Regions from separate parts of the Homo sapiens genome. Here region 2 is linked to region 1. Evidence: read pairs that join two places in POLR2A ChIA-PET (ENCODE). Cell type or tissue: OCI-LY7. All regions are shown on one strand. Links, peaks and the distances in the headings refer to the core of each region. The heading gives the core; the rest is flanking DNA.

Region 1 (12,488 bases), core at 2,888-10,887:
TCACTGCAACCTTTGCCTCTGGGGGAGCGGGGACTATAGGCGCGTGCCACCACGCCCGGCTATTTTTTTTGTATTTCAGTAGAGATGAGGTTTCACCATGTTGCCCAGGCTGGTCTCCAATTCCTGAGCTCAGGCAATCTGCCTGCCTCGGCCTTCCGAAGTGCTGGCATTACAGGCGTGAGCCACCACCCCTGACCATTTTTTTCCTTTTCATTTTACTCACCAATAAAAGAAGAAAGCCCAAGACATAGAGAAGGAAGAAAATAGGTACCCTGCCATGACCCTCAAGTTAGCTAATAAACTCCTATTAAAACAAAAACTAACAAACTACATAATACATAAAAGACAACTAGCTTTGCTTTTGACAGACAAACTATGTTTCGTACTGAGCTCAGTACACAGCATTTAAAAATTAACAGAACTATAAAAGTAGGGAAATCAGTACCTAACCTGTAGCCTGAGGCTGCAGGTCTTGAAGGTCAGAAAACATTATATGTGATTTAATCACATTTAAGGCTGAAGCTGATGGCACCGGCCAGCTATGTTAGACAGTGTTTGAAACTATGAAAAAGAAGGGCAGAATTCTAGGAGCTAGTATTTTCCTGTGTCCTTGGTAGGCAGGACTGCAGGGAAGTTGCTCAGTAAGAAAACAAGAAAGAGGCCTGCAGTTTGGAAGGAAAAACTGCAATGTTAGGTAGGAATTACAGCTAAGTTTTACTGCTATATAGAAATTTAGCAGGGCTGTAATTTTAACCCCCTCTTCACCAAGAGCCTCCAGTGTAGTCTGTTTATGCACATAAATAATAAGGAGAAAAGGAATTGCTTTAGCACAGTTAACTTTATACCTAACTATTAATATTATATAAAATAAAGCATAGGAAAGAAAGTTCCTTTAAGTAGCACTTTAACTCTTCTTTCTTCTCAACCTCCCTGTTCAGTTTGTTCAAATCTTTAGTTGTAAATGTTACAGGTACTGACCATGGGAACCGTTCTTGCAAACTGGTTCCATGGCTGAATAAAAATACTGTGGCTGGGCCGGGCGCGGTGGCTCACACCTGTAATCCCAGCACTTTGGGAGGCCGAGGTGGGCGGATCACGAGGTCAGCAGATCGAGACCATCCTGGCTAACACAGTGAAACCCCGTCTCTACTAAAAATACAAAAACAAAATTAGCTGGGCATGGTGGTGGGCGCCTGTAGTCCCAGCTACTCGGGAGGCTGAGGCAGGAGAATTGTGTGAACCCGGGAGGCGGAGCTTGCAGTGAGCCGAGATCGCGCCACTGCACTCCAGCCTGGGCGACAGAGCGAGACTCTGTCTCAAAACAAAACAAAACAAAACAAAAAATACTGTGGCTGGCCAGGCACGGTGGCTCATGCCTGTAATCCCATTACTTTCGGAGGCCGAGGTGGGCAGATCACGAGGTCAGGAGATCAAGAGCATCCTGGCCAACATGGTGAAACCATGTCTCTACTAAAAATACAAAAATTAGCTGGGTGTGGTGGTGCATGCCAATAGTCCCAGCTACTCAAAAGGCTGAGGCAGGAGAATTGCTTGAACCCAGGAGGTGGAGGTTGCAGTGAGCAGAGATTGCGCCACTGTACTCCAGCCTGGCGGCAGAGTGAGACTCTGTCTCAAAAACAAAACAACAATAACAACAAACAACAAAAACAAAAAACCATGGCCTCCAAAAAGGAAGCAGAAGAGAGGTCTGGAGATGAGAAAGTCCTGTTGGGTCTTGGTTTCCAAGAGCAGGGGTAGGTTTTTAAAAACCAGAGGAGGAAGAATAGAAGTGTTGGTGTGTGGCTGAGCAGCCCCTCTTTCCCTTGATGAAGAATCAAGAGGACTAATGTCCTAAGCCTGGGAGAGTGAAGAAAAAAAAAAAGGAACGACGTGGGTTAATGGATGTGCTAACTAACTTGATCATGGTAATCATTTCACAATGTGTATGTCTATCAAATCATCATGTTGTACACTTTAGATTATATATTTGTCAGTTATATCTCAATAAAGCTGAAAACAACAACAACAACAAAAACAGCCCAAGGCTGGGTGCGGTGGCTCATGCCTGTAATCCCAGCATTTTGGGAGGTTAAGGCAGGCATATTGCTTGAGCCCAGGAGTTCAAGACCAGCCTTGACAACATAGGGAGACCACATTTCCTCAAAAAATAAGGAAAGTAGCCAGGCGTGGTGGCCTGTGTCTGTAGTTCCGGCTACTCAGGAGGCTGAGGTGGGAGGATCTTGAGCCCAGGAGTTCGAGGCTGCAGTGAGCCATGATTGTGCTACTGCACTTCGGCCTGGGCAACAGAGCTAAGGATGGAGGTAGATCTCTTAGGTTCTGGAAGGAGACCACACTTTCATGACTAGGAAGAACCTAGGGTCATTCCAAAGCCTTAAATTTGGGGGAATTTAGCTCTCCTGTGTAACTGGACAATTGGACATTTGCAGTGCTATTTTGTGAGCATGAGTGCATTCTATGAACCAGGCATATACAAATGGTGACTGGCCTTCCTGATCATTCTTCAAGTGGCAACTGGACTCTCTAGGGAGATAATTTTCCCAGGATCAACACAGAGGGTCAAATCAAGCAAACCAAATAGAGCATTTCCCCCCAAGGTGACGTAGACATATGAGGAAGGTCCATCTGTGACACTAGAAGACATATGTGCCACAACTGCTTTGTATGAAACCGTATCTGCTTTTTTCACTAATTGTGGTAAAATACACACAACATAAAATTTACCATCTTCACCATTTTTAAGTGTACACTTCAGTGGCATGAAGTACATTCACACTGTTGTGCCACTGCGTATCCGCTTGGTTTTTTGTTTTTGTTTTTGTTTTTGTTTTTGTTTTGAGACAGAGTCTTGCTCTGCTGTCCAGGTGGAGTGCAGCGGTGTGATCATTATGGGAGGGAGAGGGAAAGAGAGCAAAGAACAGAGGTGGAATGGTGGAACCCAGGTGATGTTTCTGCAGTTTAGCTTTGAGAGAGATGAAGCCGAGTTAAGACAAGAGGGTTGATTCAAAACAAAATCAGGGTGGAAGTGATTCCTCTCTGCGGAAGAGGGGCTTTTTATAAGACAACCGGAAGGCAAGTTGTCGGTGTCTTGCTGGTACTGCTTCAACGGAGCACATGGAGATTGTTCCTGTGGAGCACATAGACCAGAGAAGAGGGCTGCGGGAGCTCCACGGGAGGCAGGGGCTCCGTTGGCTGAGCTGCCCGGGGAGCTTGAAATGCAATTATTATGCAAAGAAAATATTTGTTGTAAATGGAAATTTTTTGTAAAAAATTCACTAAAAGCAGTATGTAGTTTATCTAATTAGGTAATAAAAAATTTCTAAAGGTATACACCCGCTTTGAAAAGCTCTACAAATATTTTTCCTCGTCCCCTTTCTGTAAGATTGTCAGTAATGTTATTCTATTTTAAGATCATAAATATCCAAACTGAAGTGACTTCCTGTTTCTGGTATCAAACTAGCTTTCAAACTAGTCACCAAAATTCCTTCCTTGTATTTTAAAAGATAGCAGGATAGGAAATTTCCAAAGTAGCTTTGAATGATTCAACTTACCTTTGGTGCCCAGGCTTGGTGGCTCAAGCTAGAAATCCCAGTGATTTGGGAGGCCGAGGCAGGCAGATCACTTGAGCCCAGGAATTTGAGACCAGCCTGGGCAACATGGCGAAACCTCATGTCGATAAAAAAATAATAATAATAGGTCGGGCACGGTGGCTCACGCCTGTAATCCCAGCACTTTGGGAGGCCGAGGCGGGTGGATCATGAGGTCAGGAGATAGAGACCAACCTGGCTAACACAGTGAAACCCCGCCTCTACTAAAAATACAAAAAAAATTAGCCAGGTGTGGTGGCTGCCGCCTGTAGTCCCAGCTACTCGGGAGGCTGAGGCAGGAGAATGGCGTGAACCCAGGAGGCAGAGCTTGCAGTGAGCCGAGATTGCGCCACTGCACTCCAGCCTGGGGGACAGAGCGAAACTCCATCTCAAAAAAAACAAATAATAATAATAATAATAAAGCTTTTTTTGTTTTGTATTTTTTTTGAGATGGAGTCTTGCTCTGTCACCCAGGCTGGAGTGCAGTAGTGTGATCTTGGCTCATTGCAATCTCCACCTCCCGGATCCATGCCATTCTCCTGCCTCAGCCTCCCGAGTAGCTGGGACTACAGGCGCCCGCCACCACGCCCGGCTAATTTTTTGTATTTTTAGTAGAGACGGGGCTTCACCGTGTTAGCCAGGATGGTCTCGATCTCCTGACCTCATGATCCGCCCGCCTCGGCCTCCCAAAGTGCTGGGTTTACAAGCATGAGCCACCGCGTCTAGCCGTTTTTTTTTTTTTTAAAGGAAAAGAACAAATTACCTTTGGTTAAAGCATTTTTATACCTATGATTTACTATTTATGATTGACCATTGGCTGTTTCAAAAGCAAAAAAAAAAAAAAAATCCACACAACAGGACTTCATTTAAAAAAAAAAAAAAAGTAGAGATAGGTCTCACTGTGTTGCCCACGCTGGATTCAAACTGCTGGGCTCAAATGATCCCCCTGCCTCAGCCCTCAAGTAGCCCAGACTAAAGGTATGTACCACCGCACCCAGCAGGGCTTCAATCTTTACTCTGATACTTTAATCCTTCCATGATTGGATTTCACCATGAAACTCTTCCTTTGAGTTGGCTGTCTTTTGTATTCTGTGAAGTGGCACATTTTTTAAAATGTTTCTCTATCCAGAGAGCTAGGAAAAAGGTTCTGGACAACTCCTGATGGTGGGGCTAAACATTTGGAAAGACAATTATTCTTCCAATCTGTTAAATTCCAGCATATTTCTTTAAAACTTTATTAAAACAAACCTCTCCAGCTCATTCAAATGAAATTATAACTTTTAAAAATAGCTTTTATAGAGAAAATGCTCATGAAAATAAAGACCAAACAGGCCGGGCGCCGTGGCTCACGCCTGTAATCCCAACACTTTGGGATGCCAAGGCGGGCAGATCACCTGAGATCCGGAGTTTGAGACCAGCTGCACCAACATGGAGAAATCCCATCTCTACTAAAAATACAAAATTAGCCGGGCGTGGTGGCGCATGCCTGTAATCCCAGCTACTCAGGAGGCTGAGGCAGGAGAATGGCTCGAACACGGGAGGCAGAGGTTGCTGTGAGCCGAGATCGCGCCATTGTACTCCAGCCTGGGCAACAAGAGCGAAACTCCGTCTCAAAAATAAATAAATAAATTAATTAATTAATTAAATAAAGACCAAACAAACGTAGTTTTGCCTAGGGATGAGTTAGGGGGAAATTTGAATGTTGGATTACTGCTTCTTTTACAAAGGCCTCTGAAACTTCTGAGTAGTCCTAGATTGTGATTCTAAATCAGCAATTCTCAATCTTTCTAAGGGTAATATAATCACCTTCACTTGTTATACAGACAAATGGAAGATAAAAGACATCTTCCAGGCCAGGCACGGTGGCTCACGCCTGTCATCCCAGCACTTTGGGAGGCTGAGGTGGGTGGATCACGAGGTCAGCAGTTCGAGACCAGCCTGGCCAACATAGTGAAACCTCCTCTCTACTAAAAATACAAAAATTAGCCGGGCATGGTGGCGCACGCCTGTAGTCCCAGCTACTGGGAAGGCTGAGGCGGGAGAATCGCTTGAACCCGGGAGGCAGAGTTTGCGGTAAGCCAAGATCACACCACTGCACTCCAGCCTGGATGACAGAGCCAGACTCCATCTCAAAAAAAAAAAAAAAAAAAAAAAAATGCATCTTCAAACCATCTCATTAAGGAACCTGTTGTTTCTTTACATGATAACTACATAAAAACTTCTGTTTATTCATTAGCAAAGCGAAAAAAAAATTATTACTTAAAAATCAGAAGTTGAATCAATTTCCAAAACCTTTTCCTTAGTTTGAAAAAAAAAGCTAATATACGCTTCTGAGAGGTGAAGCCAGCTGGACTTCCTGGGTGGAGGAAGGACTTGGAGAACTTTTCTATGTAGCTAGAGGATTGTAAACACACCAATCAGCACTCTGTGTCTAGCTAAAGATTTGTAAATGCACCAATCAGCACTCTGTAAAAATGCACCAATCAGCACTCTGTAAAATGGACCAATCAGCTCTCTGTAAAATGGACCAATCAGCAGGATGTGGGCAGGGCCAAATAAGGGAATAAAAGCTGGCCACACGGGCCAACAGCGGCATCGGCCTGGATGCCTGTGCAGGCTGTGGAAGGTTGGTTTTTTCCTTCTTCACAGTAAATCTTAACACTGTTCAGTGTTTGGGTCTGCACTACCTTTATGAGCTGTGATACTCACTGTGGAGGTCTGCAGCTTCACTCCTGAAGTTAGCCAGACCATGAACCCACCGGGAGGAACTAACAACTCCAGACGTGCCACCTCTAAGAGCCTTAACACTTATTGGGAAGGTCTGCGGCTTCACTCCTAAAGTCAGGAAGACCATGAACTCACCAGAAGGAAGAAATTCTGGACACATCTGAAGGAACAAATTCCGGACACACCATTTTTTTTTTTTTTTTTGAGGCGGAGTCTCACTCTGTCACCCAGGCTGTGGTGCAGTGGCGTGATCTCAGATCACTGCAACCTCTGCCTCTGGGACTCAAGCAATTCTCCTGCTTCAGCCTCCTGAGTAGCTGGAATTACAGGCATGTACCACCATGCCCGGCTAATTTTTTTGTATTTTTAGTAGAGACAGGGTTTCACCATATTGGCCAGGCTGGTCTCGAACTTCTGACCTTGTGATCACCCACCTCGACCTCCCAAAGTGCTGGGATTACAGGCATGAGCCACCGCGCCCGGCCGTGGACACACCATCTTTAAGTACTGTAACACCGCGAGGGTCCACGGCTTCATTCTTGAAGTAAGCAAGAACCCACTGGAAGGAACAAATTCCGGACACGCTTTCATGTCATATTAGTTTCCTAGGGTAATTGTAACAGTGTACCACAGGCAGTGGTTTAACAAGGGAAATGTATTGTCTTGAAGTTCTGAAGATCAGAAGTCTGTGACTAAGGTGTAGGCAGGGTTGGTTCCTTCTGAGGCTGTGAGGAAGAGTCGTTTGCATGCCTCTTCCCCTAGCTTCTGGTGGTTTTTTTTTTTTTTTTTTTGAGACAGTCTCACTCTGTCACCCAGACTGGAGTGCAGTGGTGCGATCTCAGCTCACTGCAACCTGTACCTCCCCGGTTCAAGCTAGTCTCCTGCCTCAGCCTCCGGAGTAGCTGGGATTACAGGCTCCCACCACCACGCCGGGCTGATTTTTGTATTTTTAGTAGGGATGGGTTATCACCATGTTGGCCAGCCTGGTCTCGAACTTCTGAGCTCAGGTGATCTGCCTGCCTTGGCCTCCCAAAGTGCTGGGATTACAGGCCCGAGCAACTGTGCCTGGCTGCCTCTGGTGGTTTGCTATCTTTGGTGTTCCTTGATTTGTAGAAGCGTCACCCCTATCTCCGCCTTCCTCTTTACAAAGCATTATCTCTGTGAGCAGTGTTTATGTCTGAATTTCCACTTTTGATAAGGACCCCAGTTATGTCGGAGTAGGTGCCCACCCTACTCCAGTATGACCTCATCTTAACTAACCACATTTGCAGTTTCCAAATATTTCCAAAGAAGGTCACATTCTGAGGTCACTGGGAGTTTGGATTTCAACATACGAATTTCAGGGGGAGGGTGGCAGGGATACGGTTTAACCCAAAACATCTGTGAATACATTTTTCTTAGCAGATAACTGTAATGCATTGTCCAAATGAAAGACCTACACTCTGTGGACCTCAGATGACGCGTTACGTAGGAAAGGTAATTGTGACTACTCTCATTCCCACAACAGTGGGTGTCTAGGAGCCCAAGAACTGACCTGTCTTATTGAATAGGCTGAGAGGAAAGCACGTCCAACTTTACTTCTGCCCAGAAAAGTACCTGGAAGCAGGAGTGTCCCCTCCCGCTACCACCAATGCCAGTGGAGTAGAGTGCTTTGTTTCACTCAACTGTCACACTTCCGTGTAAGCTGCACTTTATTACCAGCATGGCAGTGGTTACCCAAGTGGTTCCATCCCCATTGCTCTGATCACATGGCTTCCACCGCCCACCCTCCCAGTACCTGGGCAGTTGTCATTGCAGGTTCTCATATCTAGCTTGATGGTATTCTTCCTCTGCTTCAGTGGCATCCTGGCCCATGAATGCCTCCAGCCCTCCTTTTCCAAGGTCCTGCCTTGTTCTCCGAAGATTAAAAAAAGGGGCAAAAATGATGTTTTAGCTCAGGCCTCCATAATGCCTCCAGACAATGGGTGCTTTTAAGTACGTATTCAGCAGTTCCTCTTATCTTAGATCCTATTAGATCTGAAATGCTCCCATAAACATAGTGTCAAAGCTCTACAAAATGCATTTCTAATTCCTAGAATGAAATTAACTGAAATCCAACTTTTGGAGCAGCGCGTTCCTGTAGCCAATGAACTAGCCACAGAAATGTTCCAGCAGTGACTGCCCACGAATGTTGTCAGCATCTTACAATGTATTTAACAAAACCCAGTAGACGGCATACGCAGAAGCTTTCAGGGTCATGGGAGCATGGGCTGAGAGGGGCCTTTAAAAGAGAAGAAGACTAGGTGCCTTCTTGAATGTGTAATATGAGAAAGAAAATCCAGTGAGATGATTAGGTGAAGGTTAGTTTCATGTCTCAACTTGGCTAGGCTATGGTGCCCAATAGTTTATCAAACACTAGTCTAGATGTTACTGTGAAGGTATTTTGTAGATGTAATTAACATTCACAGTCAGTTCACTTTAAGTAAAGTCAATAATATCTCATCAAATCAGTTGAAGGCCTTGAGAGCAAAAACTGAGGTTTCCTGGAAGAGGAAGAATTCTGCTTCAGGACTAACACAGAAATTGTGCCTCAGTTTCCAACATGCAGGCCCACCCTGTGCATTTTGAACTTGCCTGCTCCCACAATCATGTGAACCAATTTTTTAAGATAACCTCCCTTCTCTAGGTAGATTGATTGACATAAGCAATGCTTTAAATATATATGAAACAGATATATATATGTGTGTTGGTGGGGGGTGTATTTTATTGGTTCTGTTTCTCTAAAGAACCCTGACTAACAGTCAGATTCGCTCTTTTTTTTTTTTCCATAGAGAAAGGGTCTCAAGTTTCTGGGCTCAAGTCTTCCTCCTAGCTGGGCCTCCCAAACTGCTAGGATTTGCAGGCATGAGCCACCTGACCCAGCCAGATCCATTCTTAACGGTGGTCAAAAGAACAGGATCAGTTGTTTGAATAAGGGATTAGCAATGAATTAATTGAGAGGCTAGAAAAAAAATCTTTAGCAATTTTTTACTCTGAGTAGTAGAGAGAGAAAGAGAATGGCACTTGGTAACTCCAAATGGTATGCATCTGCTTGGAAGTTGTATCAATAAGGCAAAATCCTAAGAAGGATGTCTAAGATGCTTCTGAAGTCGACATAGGACAGATCCAAGGATAGAATAAATTCTCAACCTACTTCTACAAATAAATGCTTAGAAAATTCCCCTGTTGACAGGCTATAAACATAAGGTGGACTTTCCTCCCATCTCTACATAGTTCTTGAAAAGATGCAATAAGTAGGTTATTCTAGCCTCAAAGGCAATGAAATGAATTATGGATGACTCAGTGGATAGAACTGAACAGAAAAAAATGTAAATCTTTCAATGGCTGTTTGGAGCTATGTTTTAAAAGAAAAAAAAATAAATCTTCTGGGCCAAAAATAAGCTAATTAAATCAAAACTCAAAGGACAAGCAATAGACCAGGGGAACTATTTATTGTTAATATGAAACAGAATTAATAGTTTTTACATCTGAAGAGATCATAATGTTCAGTAAGAAAAACCCCAATAGATAACTGCAAAGATTTCTACCAGACAATTCTCAAAAACAAGTTATATAAATGGATGGAATACATTTGAAAAAAAGTTCAGAGAAATGCAAAATGCCCCTTTAATGCATATATATCCACCCATAACCTTAATAGTTAAATTGATTTAAAGATACCTTAGGCTGTGCGCTTTGGCTCACGCCTGTAATCCCAGCATTTTGGGAGGCCAAAGTGGGTGAATCACTTGAGGTCAGGAGTTCAAGACCAGCCTGGCCAATATGGTGAAACCTCGTCTCTACTAAAAATACAAACATTAGTTGGACGTGGTGGCAGGCGCCTGTAATCTCAGGTACTCAAGAGGCTGAGGCAGGACAATGGCTTGAACCCAGGAGACAGAGGTTGCAGTGAGCCAAGATCGTACCACTGCACTCCAGCCTGAATGACAGAGCAAGACTCCATCTCAAAAAAGGAACAAAAAACCTGATTTAAAGACCACTTAATAGCCATATGCAGTGGTACATGCCTGTAGTCCCAGCTACTCTGGAGGCTGAGGCATGAGGATCTCTTGGGGTCAGGAGTTCTTGGCAGAAATGAGCTATGATCCCAACCTGTGAATAGCCACTGCACTCCAGCCTGGGCAACATAAGGAGTACATTAAAAGGAAAAAAATTACCGGGCGCGGTGGCTCACATCTGTAATCCCAGCACTTTGAAAGTCCGAGGCAGGCTGATCACGAGGTCAAGAGATTGAGACCATCCTGGCCAACATGGTGAAACCCTATCTCTACTAAAAATACAAAAATTAGCTGGGTGTGGTGGTGCACCCCTGTAGTCCCAGCTACTCAGGAGGCTAAGGCAGGAGAATCGCTTGAACCCAGGAGGTGGAGGTTGCAGTGAGCTGAGATCACGCCACTGCACTCCAGCCTGGTGACGGAGCGAGACTCTGTTTAAAAAAAAAAAATAGATCCCTTAATATAAAGTAAGGAAACATACAGATAACTTCAAGGTTTTAATTCTCAAGAAAACAAAAGTTTTAATATGTGATCTATTTTGTGCACTTGTAAATGATTAGATTTGTTTTAATGTACTTTATGAGGCTTTTGTAATCTACAGCAATTCATCATCAAACACAGTTTTTTTTAATTCTCCTCTACATGAAAAACAGGCAACAAAGTTGTAATAATAATAAGTTGCATTTACCAGTGAATGTATCTCTTTTCTATGGTTTAATAATGAATGACAACATCAGTTGAAACAGGCATCTGGTTTAATATACTGATTCCCTTTACCAACCCCTCCCCTCTGACTGGTAGTCATTTACTTTCAAAATATCATTTCCCACTAAAGAAACTAGCTGGCAAACTACCAAGAGGAAGTGTATCTCACTAAATGAAGTTCCTGAATTGCTGCTTTTGTTTCTTGTTTCTTTTTGCTCTGCCAGCAACTTCAGACTATAAGAAAGTGCATTCTCTGCACTGCATAGCATAAAACAGTTCAGAACTGTTCCAAAAGGTACAGCCACTGTTAGATACAAAGTACAAAGCAGGAGTAAGGGGAGAGGTTGAGGAAAGAATGAGGGAAATTTGAAGAAAGGGTCTGTTTTTGTTGTTGAAATTCACAGGAATTAGTTTGATGTTCAGTGAAGTACCAGGTACTACTGGAGAAAGGCTGGTGCGTTATGAAAACAAAGAATTGAAGGCAGAAGTATAAATAAGGTCTATGAATGAAGGAATGAAAAGGACCAGGTTCCGTGAAAACATAGTGAGCAATCAAAGATGTCCCAATCAGGTGAAGGGGACTTTGCTGTGAAATTCCTTAATGAAAGGAATCCCACAGACTTGCTGGAAAGAAGTGAGGCTAGGCTGGGCGCGGTGGCTCGCTCCTGTAATACCAGCACTTTGGGAGGCCGAGGCAGGTGGATCACTTTCATTCAGGAGTTTGACACCAGCCTGGCCAACATGGTGAAACCCTATCTCTATTAAAAATACAAAAATTAGTCCAGTGTGGTGGTGCATGCGTGTAATTCCAGCTACTTGGGAGGCTGAGGCAGGAGAATCACTTGAACCCGGGAGGTGGAGTTTGGGAGGCTGAGGCAGGAGAATCACTTGAACCCGGGAGGCGGAGTTTGCAGTGAGCCAAGATTGCACCACTGGACTCCAGCCTGGGCGACAGAGCAAGACTCCATTCTGGAAAAAAAAAAAAAAAGGCCAGGCCTGGTGGCTCACGCCTGTAATCCCAGCACTTTGGGAGGCCGAAGCAGGCGGATCACGAGGTCAGGAGATCAAGACCATCCTGGCTAACACGGTGAAACCCCGTCTCTACTAAAAAAAAAATACAAAAAAATTAGCCAGGCGTGGTGGCAGGCGCCTGTAGTCCCAGCTACTCTGGAGGCTGAGGCAGGAGAATGGTGTGAACCCGGGAGGCGGAGCTTGCAGTGAGCCGAGATCGCGCCACTGCACTCCAGCCTGGACAACAGATTGAGACTCCATCTCAAAAAAAAAAAAAAAAAAAAAAGTGAGGCTAGCCGATGAGAAATTGAAAATATTATTAAACTAGAGAATCAAAGTTGAGGTGCTGGTAACAGGAGCATAGGTACGTATATAGATTCCAGTGTACCCGCTGACAAGCTGACAC
Region 2 (12,488 bases), core at 2,010-10,009, 160 kb before region 1:
AAAGAGAGGACAATAAAGTGTTAGAAGATAATAAAGCACAGAAGTCTAGCCAGTGTCTTTGGAAAATGAAACGGCTGTGTGAATTTTTTATCTTTTGGCACCTCTTTTAAAAACTCCACTTAATGACCTACCTGCATTACTGAAGTGTCTCTTGTTGGGGTGATTGTAGTTATCTCTTGGGTGTCCATGCATCTGTGGGCCATGGGAGGCAGGCAAATGAGGCTTCTGAGGGTGAAGGTTGTGTGAGGTATGGGACTGAGATATCAGAGAGTCCCGGCTGGAGCCTGAGGCCTCTGGACGAAATGGTTTCTTACCCCCAGTCACGTCGTCTTTCTTCTTTTGCTCCTAAAGAGTAAAAGGAAACCAAAGAAGCTCAAGATCCCAGGCTTAATTCCCCAGAGAAGAATAAAGGCTATCACCTCTAAACAGCTCCTTCTTGTCCTTCTTAAACTTCTGAACTGGCGTTTACTACCTCCTAACAAAAAAAAGGCTCATAAATTCCACTGTTAGGCTATTTGCTGGGGGAACTCAGTGGAATTTATGCTGAGTTTGACCATTACTGCTAAGTACCTGCAAGAACACATGCATAGACTGCTAGATGTCACTGTACAGGGTATGGTGTAGGCGCCCAGGCTGGCGGCACTCTCAGAGGATCATCCTGGACCATGTAAAACCAAGACTACCAACTTTCCAAGGCTAACCACAACAAACAACCCTCGACTGTCCAGTGGGAACTAACTCCTATGCCCAAGTCATCAAGCTAAATATCTGAATGTTGGAGTAACATTACTCCTTATCACACAAGTCAAATGTTTGATATAAAAAAAATCACACAATAAAAAAAATAAAGTGACCCAAATCCTAACCAGCAAGGGAATTACTGTTAATAATTTGGCACGTATTTTTCTAAGCTTTTTTTTGTAGTTATATTTTAAACAAAAATATTTGGTATTCATTTTTCACTTCATGTATTGTGAAAATCTTTCCATGTAAATACTTATTTCTACAATATTATGTTTAATAACTGATTAATACTCCCCAATATGGATATATCATGAACTACTGAATGTTTTTGTTTTCTGTATTTTTTTTTTTTTTTTTTTTTTTTTTTTGAGACAGAGTCTCACTCTGTCGCAGGCATTCAGTGATGCCATCTCAGCTCACTGCTACCTCCACCTCCTGGTCTCATGCGATCCTCCCACTTCAGCCTCCTGAGGGGCTGGGGCTACAGGCATGTGCCACCACACCCAGCTAATATTTGTAGTTTATGTAGAGATGAGGCTTCATCACGTTGGCCAGGCTGGTCTCGAACTCTCGGCCTCAAGTGATCCACCCGCCTCAGCCTCCCAAAGTGCTGGGATTACAGGCACGAGCCACCGCGCCTAGCCACATTGAATGTATTTCTTACTGTTGGGCTTCCAAGCCATTTCCATTATAAACATGTTTAAATCTCTATCTCCTTCTCAAAACTAAATTCCTGGAAGCAAAACTGCATGCTTTAGTCTTTTAATAAATCTTGCTGAATTCTCCTCCAGAAAGGTTGTGACAATGTATACTCCCACTAGTAGGATACCACTGTTTTTGTTATTCAGCTTATACTGTTTTGTTATTCATTCTGATCCCTAAATGAATGAAGTCTTTCATGATTATGTGTCCAACTTCAGACCCTCTTCCTAATTTTCACTCCCTTCTAAAGGGCCTTTCCTAACTATTTCATTCCCTCCTGGGGCCTTTCCGGACTATCCATTTATAGACTTTTTATAATGCTTATTAGTATATGATTCCTGTATGTTACTGCTATAACATATTCTTCCATGTAAAATTAAATCATCAACTACTTGAGGGTGCTGCTTCACAGGCCAACACAGCACTGGGCACAGCATAACAAATACTCCTGAGTGCTTCCCTGTCCCCAGCACCATTCTATTCCATTCTATGTGCTGAGAACACAGCAGTAGATGAGAGACATAAAATCTCTGTCTTCATGGAGCTGACGCATTAGTGGAGGTGGTATTTAATGCTCACAGATTGAACTCAATGTCCAACTTGGGTACAGCCCATGTGGCAAGTCAGCAGATCTGCAAATGGGCACACCCACACAAGGAGCACTGCCTCTGCAGCCTCCTCCATGTCACTTCTGCACCCATCCCCCTATTCCAAAGGAGAGGCAACTTCTGAGCACCTCTCACAAGTGAGTAGCAGGACCCCTTCCATACAAAAGCTGGAAGGACACCAAATAGATGGTCCAGAAAAGAAGAGAAAAAGTATTTTCTGCCCACCACCCTATTACTTCCTAGGAGCCACATTTATAAGCTACTGACATGTACAGAAGAAAAATGCAAATGGAAGAAAAAACCTGGTGAACAAATGATTTTAGGACCTAAAAACACAGGGTAAACACTCTTTGTCAGAATTTCAACCATGTTAGGCTCCAATACATTGGCTATTTCACCCATCTGGTCTTATTGTTTGACTATTAGCACCAGCAATAACCCATGATTCTGTGATCATCTCCCCATGGAAAAACAAAAATTAAGAGATTTTTCTGTGGAATTGGTATTTGTTTGTATGAATTAGGACTGAATTTGTACTTTACCTCTTCTTCTTGAGACCTTTTCTTATGAGCCATCTTGTATAACTTATGCAGTTTTCGAGCATCAAATTCTGTAAACTTGGAAACAAAAATCCATAGGTTCCTAAAAAGAAAAATGAACAGTTCTGGTGAATTATAGAATTAGAAAAGCAATTTTTTATGATCTTCATGGATGGCAAGCTATTAAATTTTGCTGTGGTATACTCCCTAAGCATAGAAATTAAGCTACAGAAATATTATTTCAGGTATTTGCATTAATAATACAGTAAGTCCTAACTTAATGTTGTCGATAGGTTCTTGGAAATTGCAACTTTAAGGGAAACAAAATCAATTTTTTTTCTCATCAATGTTATAATGAAACAAAGCTGAAGGAAACAACGTTATGTGAGGACTTACCGTACACCTTTACATGGTTCTGCCAAAAGAGTCTGACAGAGGGATTTAGAGACTAAGGCTCTATCAATACCTAGAACTCCTCCAAATTTCTATCAATGACACCCCAGACTCCAGTCCTTTTAAGTTTTCCTTCACTTTCTGGACTCTACCACAAATCCATCAGCACCACCATCTCCCAGGTTGTGGCCTCCATTCAGTTGGTCATCTCTGTGTTGCTGCCCCTCCTTCCTCCCAGTTGTCGCCACCACAACCTTTCATTTCTTCCTTAAAACTCTCAGTGGCTTTTTCCCTCCAATTCCATTATGTTCACCCTAGCATGGTGTTACTGCGCAACAGGGGAATGATATGATGAGACAGGTGTTTAGAAAGAGTAAGCACAGGTAGTCAGAGTGAGCCAGATAAAGGAGTCTCATATCTTCTCAAACTTCCTAACAGGTAGTTTCACCATGGCTTGCTGCTGACAGGACCACCTGTACAGGCTCCCTAACTAGTAAGCCTGCTGCATCAGGTGAAGAGCCATTTACCTTCCTGTCTAAAGCCTCCTATAAAGAGCTTCAGTCTTTTTAGCAAACTGTCTTTAAATCCTGAACACCACCCAGTCCCCTCCCTGTCCCACTTTCAAGCCTTTGCTGAAGCCTGAGAACTCTGTTCATCTCAGCAATTCGACTCAGCTCATGTATGCTCAGTTCAAGTGCACCTGCCTGCCTCTCAGAAGACCTTCCTTCCTGACTACTCTTCACGCACTTCCTTCTCAACACTTCCACTCTATCTGGGCTTGCATTTGCTGCCTCATGACGAACAGTTTCTCCGAGGGCTTACCTTGTACTACTTTTTTGACTTGTAAAGGGCGAGGACCTTATAAACTACTGCTAGCCAAGATCACAGTGCCTGGCACATTTAAAAATGGGTCTGTTCACTGGGATGACCTTTTGCTATCTTCTAATCAGTGTTAAATTTAAAAAGAAGAAAAAAAAAAAAGGCCAGATGCCGCTAGGTAAAGAAAGAAGTTGGTAACAGTGTTAAGCGGAAAAAAAAGTACCATTTTGAAAATTAAATCTTTTCTTTATAGGTGTGAAGCATGCTGTGGACACCATCATGCAGAAGTTTTCTTAAATCCACTTTTCACTCAAAAACCAGTCCTCTGAGATTGGACATATTATACAAAGATAATCACATTATCCATGAACTATATACAAGTTCAAAGTAACTGTGGTTATGTACAAACAAGCACATGTACCCTCTGAGTCTAAAATAAAATAAAAACGAAGTAACTGTGATTAATGGAAAGAGATTTAATGTTACAATTGCCTTTTAGAATTTCCAGCCATGGCTGGGCGCAGTGGCTCATGCCTGTAATCCCAGCATTTCGGGAGGTCAAGGCGGGCGGATCACCTAAGGTCAGGAGCTCGAGACCAGCCTGGTCAACATGATGAAACCCCATCTCTACTAAAAATACAAAAATTAGCCAGGCGTGATGGCAGGCACCTGTAATCCCAGCTACTTAGGAGGCTGAAGCAGGAGAATCTCTTGAACCAGGGAGGTGGAGGTTGCAGTGCCAAGATTGTGCCACTGCACTTCAGCCTGGGCGATAGAGTGAAAGAGTCAGACTCTGTCTCATTTAAAAAAAAAAAAAAAAAAAAATTTCCAGTCATGTTTTCTTAAAATATCCAAAGTGGACAGTGGATATATATCCAGCAATCCCACTACTGGGTATCCACCCAGGGGAAAAGAAGTCATTATATGAAAAAGGCACTTGCACTTACATGTTTATAGCAGCATAATCTGCAATTGCAAAAACATGGAACCAGCCTAAATGCCCATCAACCAACAAGTATATAAAGAAAATGTGGTACATACATACCATGGAATACTACTCAGCCATAAAAAGGAATAAAATAATGGCATTTGCAGCAACCTCAATGGAATTGGAGACCATTATTCTAAGTGAAATAACTCAGGAATGGAAAACCAAACATTGGATGCAAAGGCATAAAAATGATATAACGGACTCTGGGGGGAAGGGGGCTGAGGGATAGAAGATGACACACTGGGTGCAGTGTGCACTGCTCGGGTGATGGGTGCACCAAAATCTCGGAAATCACCACTAAAGAGCTTATCCATGTCACCAAACACCACCTGTTTCCCTAAAACTATTGAAATCTTTTAAAAAAGTTTCAGTGGCTATATAAAGGAACATTTATAAACCATGATGCCTTAAACACTGAAGTTCTAGATTAACTTAATCCAAATTACTACTTTAATTACTAAAAAAGCATATGAGAATAGAGAACTCATAGTTCTTGCGGTTTTAATCTTTGTGTCACCATGTGTTGGTACAGAACCAACCAATTAGTTGTATTAGATACAGTAATATCTGAATATCTGGATATCAACCTGAGATGGGTAAAGTAGTTAAGACCAGATGATTTTTGCCCCTTGTAGGCTTAAAGAAAATTTATTTCTGAGAATAGACCAGCAAATCCAGTAACACTATCTTTCTCTCATAAAATAAATTAATGACATCGTCCTACCCCTTCAAAAGGCTGGTCTCAGTGGAATGGCCTATTTCATGGAAAGGGAGTTAAAGCCTGCAGGTATATTGCCAATAGATGAGTTGTGCTGGGAGAAAGATTTCTTAGGTGGCTATGCCACCTTTTATTAAAAGAAAACAGAATCCACTCCCACACTCAGTCAAATCAAACTGGGCAGACGAGGCCAAAGTGGTTACCTCCTCCAGAGTTTGATGTGCTCCTGATCTGAGTAGGCTTTAAGGCACTCGGCTATCCGGTCTCCGATTTTCAGCAGGCAGTTCCGGGTGTGTTCCAGCTGTTCTTGCACGTTGAGCCCCTTGTCAGGTTTGTCGAGCTGTTTCAGTGCCTTTTTCACGGGCCTCATCCTCTCCTTACACTGCAACAGGACAACAGAGTAAAGACATAAACAATCTGCAGAAAGTAAGTCTTGTCCTTTGCTTACTGTGCTCTCGATGAAAACACAGCCCACCCCTATGCCATATAATTGCTAGAGGAAGAGTGGGTAAAGCTAGTGCAGTGGAGTAAGTGTAAGTATTCAAGTCAGAAAACCCTGAAGTGCAGTGCCAGCACCATCGCTTAGAGTTATGTGATAACCCTTCACGCCTTACTTAACCTCTCTAAATACTGCTTCCTCATCTGCAAGAGAGGCATGGCATGCCTCACAAGCCCATTTTGAAGATCTAATGAGCAGCAGTATTACAGACCTAATCTGAAATTCTCCCACCAGAAACTGTCTAAAAATACGGGATATAATATTTGCAAATCCTTCAGGCTTGAAAGAAAGCAAGAGAAAGGCTTCCAGATAAGATGGTAAACAGAACACAAGCATCTTTTCTCTGCCTCCCCAATCCCACTAAAACAATGGTAAAGGGACTGTCCTTAAAAGAGACAAGCCCACAAAGACAAGAGAAAACAAGAGAGAGGATAATGGCAACAAAATATTGGCAGCACGGGAAATGACAAAACAGACCTGAGAAAATGAAATTCGAAGCCAGGAGGGAAGACAGCCTAGAACTAACCTGACTTACACGGCAAAATTCCCCCAACGGCGAGGTGTCTTCAGAAGGAAGGATGAGGGCTAAAATGGGGAGCGGTTTAAAAACTGCTTAAGAAGTAACACATATCCAGATTCATAAGATACCCAGATCTCTAACTCCAACCAGCAGCAAATATAAAGACTTATTCTCCAGAAAAGGATAAAAGGACCTCTGAGCGGGACTGCACAGGCACAGATGAGGGCTGAGCCCACCACACTGAAAACAGGATTACCTGAGCACATGAGCACAGTCACACAGGATGACCCACACCCAGGTCTCTGCCTCTCACATTCCAGAGTGGATGGAGCCAGGCCTTCACGCTCTGGAGAGTCAGGAAACTGGGGCATTCTTCACAAAATGTGACCGCCCCAGAGGAAACACCAAATGATCCTGACTATCTGTCAGAAGTTTCTGCTACATCATCCTATAATGAAAACTTTCAAAGGAGATCAAGCCCCACCACCCACATGCTCAAACTTCCAATCACATGTTTCGTCCTCCACTCTTAAACATGAGCTGACAACTGAGGGTCAGCAAAGCCACCGAAGCAAAGTGTGTAACGTGAACAATGGAAAGCAAAGAGAAGTATAAAGATATTCGAGAGCGGTGGAGGAAAAAGATCTTGGAAAGAAATAATGTGAAACAAAGTTGAAGCAATCTCCCAGAAAGTAGAGTAAAAAGCAGAAATGAACAACTTAAAAAGTAAAATTAGGGACCAATATCCAGAATTCGATATCCAAACACAAGAAATTCCATAAAGGTAAAACTGGGAACTTAGAGAAAATTACCACCATATAATTCAAGAAAATTTCACAGAATGGTGTAGGGACATGGTTGTCAGCCACTGAGTATCTGGCACAATGAACTAAGTAAGACACATGGTCATGAAATTTTCAAATAATGAAAACTCTACAAATTCCCCATCACTTTGTGGTCATTTCCACAGCTACATACTTATTATTTGTGGATTTTTCTGTGTTATACTTCAATTTTTAAAAAGGACATAAAATAAAAAATATACCAAAAACTAAAAGACACCTGTAATGACTATAAAAAATAAAAGATTAGTATTAAGAATGTAAAAAGAATTCCTACAGAAAAGGTAAGAAAGATAAATTATTCCAAATATGTCAATTTTGAATAACTGAATAGGCAATTCACAAGGAACATGAATGACCACTAAAATATGAAAATAAATGTCCAACGACCTTCAGTCAGTATTTCATAGTCCTCAGATTAGCAAAAATTAACAACTGTTAACTGAGTCAGAAATTAACAACTGTTTCTAAGGCTGGTCAGCAATCAGAACTTGAATTCATTGCTATAATTCATGCAATCTCTACAACTGCTTTCAAGAGGAACTCGAGTATCTAATAAAGTGGCAGATGTGTACACCTAATGAATGACCCACCATTTTTGCTCAAGCCATACACCCTAGAGAAGTTCTCACTTGTGTAGTGCAAGAAAATATGGGCAACAATTTCACTGTAGCCTATTTGTAGTAGCAAACATTTGGAAAAATCCTGATGTCCACCAATACGGGAAAAAATTAAACTGTGGAAGAATAAATTGTAGAATAACATGAAACTTAAATGACAGCCACAATTATTAATATAGATAAATCTCAACAAATGTGACTGCTGTGAGAGGAAAAGCAAGTTACAGGATACACAAGTGCCAATTACAGTTTTAAGACATGGAAATCAATCCTCTATGTTGTTTATATGTGGGAGGCTACGTAGGACAATGGTTATGGACCCAACCTCTCATGCCGAACTGCCTGGGTCAAAACTGTGTTCTATGTCTTAGCTGTGTGACACAGGGCAAATCACTTAACTCTCTTCACCTTATTTTTAAATATGTAAAATGGAAACACTAACGTACCTCACAGGAGTGTTGTGGAAAAAATATATATAAAGCACATAAACAGTAACTGGCTATTAATGTGAGCTATTATCATCTTTACAGACTTAAGCAGTAAAACTCTAGAACCACACGTTAAGTATAAACATCGAATTCAGAATCATGGTTACGTCTGGGAGGTAAGAGAGAGAGAAAAGGCCGGGTGCGGTGGCTCACGCCTGTAATCCCAGCATTTTAGGAGGCTGAGGTGGGCAGATCATGAGGTCAGGAGTTCTAGACCAGCCTGACCAACATGGTGAAACCTCATATCTACTAAAAATACAAAAGTTAGCCGGGTGTGGTGGTGCGCATCTGTAATCCCAGCTACTCAGGAGGCTGAGGCAGGAGAACTGCTTGAACCGGAGAGGCAGAGGCTGCACTGAGCCGAGATTGAGCCACTGCAATCCAGCCTGGGCAACAGAGCAAGACTCTGCCTCAAAAAAAAAAAAAAAAAAAAGAGAGAGAGAGACAGAAAAAGCATAGGTTGAGAGGGAGGAACACCAAGGGATTCAGCTTTATATTTTGAGTCTTAAAAAAATTCAGATTTGACAAAACTTCATGGTATATTTATCAATGACTATTATATCCCTGAAATTTCTCTGCATCTTTTAAAGATTTCATAATATAAAAACAAGATTAAATGAGTCATTTGTAAGAGCATTTTTTAAATATCATGGTACCATAGAACATTAGATATCATTTTCTCTTATAAACACTCGGAAAAGAAAGACTAGGAAACAGATTGGTTAGCTGGCTATGTAATTAGTTTATTCATTTATTCAATTTACTCATTTATTGATATACTTCTAGCATCTAAATGACCTTTATATAAAACAATACTTGTCCTCAGAGAGCTCACAGGCAAAAAAGAGACTTAAGAAAACAGAGTTAAGTGCAAAGAAAACAATATCTATATACATACGTGTATAGGTTTTAGAGAACTCAGAGAAAGAAGTCAGAGAGAGGTTACAGGACAGGGTCAACAGGGTCCTTTGCTGCCACAGGATGGAAGTATTTTCAAATTTGAAAGAAAACCGCTTTTTCTTTCAGCCTGAATGAGCCGTTTGATTAATGGATTTGTGGAAGTATGGGGAGAAGAGACCACAGAGAGGTGGGGAAGGGATGGTGGCACAGTGAAATCTATACCTGCAGCTCCAGCCAGGGGCAAAGGGACCTTGAGGACACACTGGCCTGTATCCAATCCCGTGCAAGACCTGGTCCATGCACTCGCTCCCCATCGCCTTGCCCTCCCCTCTTCTCCTGTTACCTTTTATTCTTCCTTCAGAACCCAACTCAAACATCACTTCCTTACACAAGCCCTCCTGGCAACCCCTGACTAGGTCAAATTCCCTTCTCACAGGATCTCCACAGTATGCACTCTCTCTCCTCCAGAGCCCTGTCACAGGGGCACCAACATGATTTGTGTAGTTATCTAACTCCCCTACTCCAATGTACAGTTTACGATGATAGAAATGGTTATCTATTCAACATGGTAACTCTGGGGGCTGGAACACAGAAAACATTCAATAAATACTTGCTCAGTGAACACTTCTCTTTCCCAAATGCCTCTAAGGGCCCTGAGAGCCTCTCTTAACTAGGAGCACAAGACATGAAATCCACTCCTTAAACTTCCCCTCAATAAAAGACAAGAAAATCTCTTCCTGCCAGCCTGCTGAAGAGCACATGGTCTTCCGATACTGTAAGCAATGTGTTTCCCAAGTAATGTACTATTGCTTAGCTCAACTGAAGCTCTGGCTGGACCTATAAAAGGCAGAGCCACAGCAAGTACCGCGGCTGCAGACACTGGCACCCCCCGATTTCAAGACTTACTATGCTGAATGTCTCCTGGTCCAGATCATCATCCTCATCCTCTCCAATGGGGACAGGTTCACTTCCTGCTGTAATATGGACAGGACCCTGAGATCGCTTTGATTTACTCGAAGATTTGGCATCACCACTTTTAGGCTTTTAAAAAAGAGTTACAAGGAGTCATTGTCATTTGTGCAATCCTACCGTGCGATTTAGGTTTCTTACCTATGTTGTGTTATTAAAATGGGTAAATATGATGGTCTCAGTTTATTTTTTAAAAAGTAAAATAAAATCCTGAAACATCATGAAGACAAACCTGTCTGATTAGCAGCTTACTCACACATTATTCCCATTTCCATCTCTAAATGTACCCAATTATAACTTCAATTTCATCAGTGCTATTTTTGGGCTTCTTACTCCTTTATCCATAAAATGCACAGAAATGTCATCAAGAGGTTAAGCTTGTAAATTGGCAGAACTCTCTAGAGTATCATGTAGCAACCTTTATTAACAGCATACCCTTTGGTTTAGGAATCTGTATTAACTACATTATTGTAAATGAACTCTATACAAATCTCAATTACATTGAAGGAAAGGTTGCAGAAGAATATATAAAATGACTTCAGGTACTTTTTTTTTTTTTTTTTTTGAGACAGATTCTCGCTCTGTCATCCTGGCCGGAGTGCAGCGTCATGATCTCGGCTCACTGCAACCTCTGCCTCCTGGGTTCAAGAGATTCTTCTGCCTCAGCCTCCCAAGTAGCTCAGATTACAGGCGCACGCCACCACACCCAGCTATTTTTTGTATTTTTAGTACAGACGGGGTTTCACCATGTTGTCCAGGCAGGTCTCAAACTCCTGACCTTGTGATCTGTCCACCTCGGCCTCCCAAAGTGCTGGGATTACAAGTGTGAGCCACTGCGCCTAGCTTGACTTCATGTACATTTTTAAGCATACAGTATGCTTTGTTTATAGTTATATGGATATACACTATAATATGTACTACAAATATAAAAACATGAACAGGAAGGTTTCGGACCCACTTCACAGTAGTGGTTATGGGGAAAACAGAGGAAGAGTAATAAAATCAGGGAAAGGGAACAGGGGGCAGCTTCAACAGTATCAGTCATATGTTCATGAAATACAAAAGATATCAGCGTCTCCCCCCGCCTGGCCCCGCCAAAAAAAAAAAAAAAGCCACTTAAAGTAAACATGAAAAAATATTAACAACAGTTGTGGTATCTGGAGAGTGGATAAACAGATGTTTGCTAAAATTGCTCTTTTTTTATTTTTTTAATATTTTACTTTAAGAAAAATAATGTCTTTCTGTGGGAGCACAAATGCACAGGTTATTTATCACAGTATGGTCTATTAACATCAAAAATTAGAAAGTATTTCAAAATGGGAAATTCAAATTGCTTCTAACATGTTACACCCAAACAGAATCCTCCCCAACTATTAAAAATGATTTTTTTTTTTTTTTTTTTGAGACAAGGTCTTCCTCTGTTGCCCAAGCTGGAGTGAAGTGTGACACAACCATGGCTCACTGCAGCCTCGAGCTCCTGGGCCTAAGCAATCCTCTCACCTCTGCCTCCCATGCAACTGGGCCCGTAGGCACATGCCGCAATGCCCAGCTAGATTTTTGCTTGTTTTTATTTTGTAGAGACGAGGTCTCCCTACGTTGCCAAGGCTGTAAAAATGACTTTAACATTTAATCACTTGGAAAGTTGTGATATACTGCTAAGTGAGGAGGAAAAACTACCCAAACAGCCTAATCTGATTTTTATATTTGTTCTTAAATAGAAGTTTATTTTATATTTAATATAAAATTTCAAAGTAAAAGTTTCAAAGGCACTTATCAAGAAATCTATTAGAGTTATCAACTGGATATTAGAATTACAGCAGTTGTTTGTGTTTTGGCAATGATTTTACTGTGTTCAGAGGTCAGCAAGTATACACTGCAACACTGTACCAAATTCTTTGGTTTAGAATGAACTTCATAAAACCCCTAATGTAAAGGTTATAATAGCAAGGCTTTTCATCCATTTATATTCCAATAACTCTTGCTAATATTTGTTTTTGACTCAAACTCTTCAAGTATTCAAATTCAGTTGTGGATTGTGCTCCTCTAATATGAATCTGAGAACGTATTTCGTATTTACATGTAAATGCCGATTTCTCTCACCTGTCCTATCTCATTCAAACATTTCCCCCTGAAATA

The links. ChIA-PET counts read pairs that join two places held together with the same protein. Peaks named below come from ENCODE experiments on the same cell type or tissue, not always from the same donor. Only the 100,000 strongest peaks of a DNase experiment are listed, where the experiment ranks them.
Region 2: POLR2A ChIA-PET joins it to region 1 with 8 read pairs; 3 of 35 experiments call an interaction of 5 or more read pairs at or near these places.

The regions. Positions count from the first base shown.
Region 1 is chr15:92,844,075-92,856,562 of GRCh38, reverse strand. No RefSeq gene overlaps it. Among named protein-coding and RNA genes, the nearest start is that of CHASERR, 33 kb to the left of the region's middle. RefSeq lists enhancers at 6,902-6,991, 11,350-11,449 and a silencer at 9,558-9,758. In OCI-LY7, for the core only: no CTCF peak of the experiment used is centred there; DNase peaks (open chromatin) are centred at 6,280 and 7,042; H3K4me3 peaks cover 85 bases; H3K27ac peaks cover 1,913 bases.
Region 2 is chr15:93,002,553-93,015,040 of GRCh38, reverse strand. It overlaps CHD2 (chromodomain helicase DNA binding protein 2), which reads right to left. Exons shown (of 39, transcript NM_001271.4): 34 at 10,290-10,424; 35 at 5,718-5,896; 36 at 2,597-2,696; 37 at 132-345. Among named protein-coding and RNA genes, the nearest start is that of RGMA, 80 kb to the left of the region's middle. In OCI-LY7, for the core only: no CTCF peak of the experiment used is centred there; no DNase peak of the experiment used is centred there.